2 separate regions of the Homo sapiens genome follow, and region 2 is linked to region 1. A link is an interaction called in ENCODE POLR2A ChIA-PET data of the cell type or tissue named here. Cell type or tissue: OCI-LY7. All regions are shown on one strand. Region 1 overlaps GCLM (glutamate-cysteine ligase modifier subunit). Region 2 has its middle 13 kb from the start of ABCD3.

Region 1 (2,500 bases):
AGAAAACATGGAAGATAGGTTAGAGGTGCACCTAAATGTTACGAAATGACTTCTGGAGTGTCATACAAGTTGAGTTCTGCAAGATATGTCTATCCTGGTGGTTCTCAGACTTTAGAGTACGTAGATAAAGTACTCTCCTTAGGATGCTTGTTAAAATGAAAGTCCAAACTGCTCTTGGAGAATGATTCAGTGGGTCTAGGATTAGGCTCAGGAGTCTGAAATTTTAATAAACAGCACAGGTGAATCTGAGGTAGGATTTACCAGCCACACTTATTCTCTAATAATTTAATTTGTTTGTCTTTGAGAAATGTAGCATAGTTGTGATATGAATTCTAGTCAGACAGCCTGGGCTTGACTCCAAGTTCCTTTGTTTATAAACCTTATTTTTGTTTCTTTATGAATGCCTTTTTTTTTTTTTTTTTTTGGAAATAGAGTCTTGCTCTGTTGCCCAGGCTGGAATGAAATGGCATCATCTCAGCACACTATAACCTCCACCTCCTGGGTTCAAGCAAAATTGTCCTGCCTCAGCCACCCGAGTAGCTACTACAGGCTTGCACTACTAGGCCCACATGATTTTTGTATTTTTAGTAGAGACAGGGTTTCACCATGTTGGCCAGGCTGGTCTTGAACTCCTGACCTCAAGTGATTTGCCCCCCTCAGCCTCCCAAAGTGCTGGGATTACAGGCATGAGCCACTATACCTGGCCTATGAATGCTTTTGTGTCTCAACAGTTAGCTTAAATTTTCACTGGTACAAAAAAAGCTTTAAAGTAATTAGACAACTTCTTTAGTTCAAGAACATTTGAGAAACAAGAGTAGGATGAAAACAGGCCTGAATTTATGTATGTTGAAGGAAACAAAAACCTTGTAGGATTAAAATTGGGGTTTGTATGGTATTTCCTGTTGCTATCTTTTTTTTCCTGCTTATCAAATTAATATATTCTTATTGTAGAAGTACAGAAAAGTATATAGACTTTGATTAACAGTTTCAAAATGCATTCCTTTTGCAGCTTCATGATTGTATCCAAAAAACCTTGAATGAATGGAGTTCCCAAATCAACCCAGATTTGGTCAGGGTAAGTGAAATGTGAATGCAAAAATCATGCAGGTCAAAAAGGAAGTAAAGTAAACAGGAAGTTAATTTCTTCAGTTTTGTGAGGGAAGTCAAATAGGCAATTAGCCATAAACTCTCTGTGGTTGATTTGCTGAGACGGCACTCTGATCCAGTAGGCTTATGCATAAAACAGAAAATCTAGACCGTAGGCAACTCTTTAACCAGACAAGATACTAGGATTCTCATGCTTAATTCTCACCATGGTTTCCTCACTATCAGTGTTTTATTTCAGTTTATATTTGGTCTAGGAGAGGAATGATTATCAATTGTGATTGGTAGATTGCTTTAGTAGACTCAACATCACTAGAAGTAATTTTTCAAATGTCAGTTTCTGATGAAACAATAAGGAACTGTGTTCCACTAAATGTCAGTATATGGCTACTATCATAAATGTTAATGTTCAAAACCCTAAAACACATTTTGAAATCCAACTCAGTCAAAGGCTCACAGCACATTACTTAGGCTACTTTAAAAGTATGGAAAAGGACATGTGCTGGAAATACTGGTTCCCCTGGGCATACTGCAACCATGTAACTCTATAGCTACTATATAGACATTGAGTTATGGTTTTTTTTAAATCAATCTCTGTTTCTCTGAAATGACTGTTTATTCTACTTATGCTTGACTTGTAAACACTTACTGAACCCCTGATACGTGCTGTGAAAGTGCTCAAGAATCATGGGAAAGCCTTTGCCGTTTACTTTGTATGATATTGTAAATGTAAGTTAATATGTATCTGATTTATATGTACTAATATTTTCTCATTATCCTTGTAAATTATTCATTAAAATACATTCAAATAGCCTTTGCTTTTTTCTGCTGCACTCAGGAAAAAAAAAGTTTTGGTTTACAATGCTTGTGATTACAGGCTGGGCGCAGTGGCTCACGCCTATAATCCCAGCACTTTGGGAGGCTAAAGCAGGTAGATCACCTGAGGTCAGGAGTTTGAGACCAGTCTGGCCAACATGGCGAAACCCCATGTCTACTAAAAATACAAAAAAAAAAAAAAAGCCAGGCGTGGTGGTACCCGCCTGTAATCCCAGCTACTCGGGAGGCTGAGGCAGGAGAATCACTTGAACCTGGGAGGCAGAGGTTGCAGTGAGCTGAGATCACACCACTGCACTCTAGCCTGAGCAAGAGAGTGAGACTCTGTCTCAAAAAAATAATAATAATAAAATTAAATAAATAAATAAATAAGAATAAAATGCTTGTGATTATAAAACTAAATATACTATTGTCATAAAATCAGCAATTATGCTCCTTAGTATCTACCCAAAGAAGCTAAGAACTTATTTCCACACACAGACCTATGCATGGATATTTATAGCAGCTCCATTCATAATTGCTAAAATTTGAAGCAACCAAGATGTTCTTCAGTAGGCGAGTG
Region 2 (2,500 bases), 500 kb before region 1:
AACCTATTCCCTATGAATTCATGGCATAGTAAGTGTAAAACAACAACAACAACCCACTGGACTGTAAAAAAAAAAAAAAAAACAAAACAAAATACTATAAAGACTCTATCATTAAAACAGTGTGGTACTAGTACATGAATAGACAGATCGACAGAATGGAAAGTCCAGAAATGGAGACAAGTGCATATAAAAATTTAGTGTATGATAAAGGTAATATCCCTTCTCACTCAGGCAAATATAGTTGTTTTTTTTTTTAATAAATGGTGTTGAGATCGCTGGATAACCATTTGAAAAAAAGTTAAATTCCTTCCTCAGACCATACACAGGAATAAACTCCACATGGATCACAGATATAAATGTGGAAAATAAAATTACACAAGTACAACAAGAAAACATGGGTAAATACCTCTGTAATCTAGATATCAGAAAAGGTTTTCTGTTACTAAAAATTCAAATGCACTAAAAGAAAAAATTGATAAATATAATTTTTAAAAATTTCTAAACTTTGGCATGCCAAAAACCATAAGCAAAGTCAAAAGGCAAACAACAAACTAGAAGAAAACATTTGCAGCCTACATTGCAAATAAAAAATCAGTATCCCTAACTGATAAAGAACTTATAAAACTTAAGGAAAAAGACCAAAAATCCTACAGAAAAATAGGCAAATGACAAGAACAGACAATTTACAAAAAGAGATACAAAAGCTGGTCTTTAAACACGTTGGAAGATGTTCAACATCGCTCCTAATAAAGAAATGCAAGATAAACTATACTAAAGTCAGTTTCTCACCCACAACTTTAGCAAAAAAATTCAAAAGCTTGATAATGGCGGTGTCTCATGCCTGTAATCCCAGTACTTTGGGAGGCCGAGGCAGGTGGATCACCTGAGGTGGGGAGTTCAAGACCAGCCTGACCAACATAGAGAAACCCTGTCTGTACTAAAAATACAAAATTAGCCAGGCGTGCATGCCTGTAACCCCAGCTACTCGGGAGGCTGAGGCAGGAGAATTGCTTGAACCCAGTAGGCGGAGGTTGTGATGAGCCAAGATGGGGCCATTGCACTCCAGCCTTGGCGACAAGAGTGAAACTCCGTCTCAAAAAAAAAAAAAAAAAGCTTGATAATGTTACTATGTGGCAAGGTATGGAGAAAATAAATACCCTCATGCATTGCTGGTAGGAATGAAAAGCAATTGAGGGGAATTTGGCTACACAGATTCAAATATAAAACTATACAGGCATTTACCCTAGAGTGTTACCTTTTGGAATTTACATATACTAGGAAGTAGATACACACCCAAAAATACAAAAATGCAATATGCACAAGATTATTTTGAAATAGCATAATATTGAACACAAACCAACTGTTCAAGTATAGGACACTAATTAATCTTTGGTATATACACATAATGAGTTCTATGCAGCTACACAAACTATAATAGGGAAGATTTCTTTTCTGTTTGTTTTTTTTTTTCTTTTTTTTTTTTTCGAGATGGGTCTCGCTCTGTCACCCAGGCTGCAGTGCAGCGGCGCAATATCAGCTCATTGCAACCTCCGCCTCAAAATAGGGAAGATTTCTAGGAACTGAAATGAAATAATTTCCAGGAGGTATAATTAAGTTTTTTATAAAAGCAAAAGAGCTTATGAAGGATGCTAACTTTAACATATGAAAGAAGGGAAAATAAAGATATATACATATATTTATTTAACTTTGCGAAAAGTAATACTAGATGAAAAATCAGATAACAATGAAATTTGTGACCTACAAGGGGATGCAGAAATAGAATGGAAGGGATGTAAAAGAGTAACACTTCTCTGAGACTATCTTTTTGCATAAGCTTGACTCTTGGAAGCATGATTACATTCTACATATTCAGAAATGAAATTCAATGAATAAGAATAAGAAGGAAAAAATGAAAAACTGAAAGCAAACCACAACAAATGAAACTGATTTTATTTCATATTAATACCATAACCACACTGGAGAGAAAAAACAAGAGAGCCAAAGATGGAAGAGAGGAAAGAAGGAAGGAATCCATGTAGCTTATGAACATAATATTTGACTATACATCCTCAGTCTTGTGCAGGGTTGTGGATAAGGAAGAATTACACATGAACCCTGAACTCATTATAGTAGACTTGTTTATTCTAGTATTATGGGCAAAGTAATTCTTAAACTGTTTAAGAATTTTATTTTGGATTGATCAAATGAGCAAAGGTATTGATGTTGTTGGGATCTAGAGTTATCACTGACGAAGAAGGGACAAAAAAATTATGGAGTAGGAGAAAACCAAAAAGAATTCTGAGGGGGATGGATTGCAACTGGAAACCTCAGATGTGATTGTATAATTTGTAAAATATGTATGTGGTATGTGTATGTGTGTATATGTGATAAGTATGCATGTATATGTACTTACAGGTATACATTTGTATACTAGTGTGTATACATTTACATATTTCTTTGTTCTGTCCACTGAAAAGACCAAGAAACAAAGTCTGGTAGC

Evidence for each region. Peaks named below come from ENCODE experiments on the same cell type or tissue, not always from the same donor. Only the 100,000 strongest peaks of a DNase experiment are listed, where the experiment ranks them.
Region 2: POLR2A ChIA-PET joins it to region 1 with 5 read pairs; 2 of 35 experiments call an interaction of 5 or more read pairs at or near these places.

Annotation. Positions count from the first base shown.
Region 1 is chr1:93,903,098-93,905,597 of GRCh38, reverse strand. GCLM (glutamate-cysteine ligase modifier subunit) reads left to right here. Exons shown (of 7, transcript NM_002061.4): 2 at 1,010-1,075. Among named protein-coding and RNA genes, the nearest start is that of GCLM, 5.1 kb to the left of the region's middle. In OCI-LY7, no CTCF peak of the experiment used is centred here; a DNase peak (open chromatin) is centred at 1,147; H3K4me3 peaks cover 944 bases; H3K27ac peaks cover 1,528 bases.
Region 2 is chr1:94,403,923-94,406,422 of GRCh38, reverse strand. It overlaps a transcript of ABCD3 not described here and the pseudogene RPL21P26. Among named protein-coding and RNA genes, the nearest start is that of ABCD3, 13 kb to the left of the region's middle. In OCI-LY7, no CTCF peak of the experiment used is centred here; no DNase peak of the experiment used is centred here.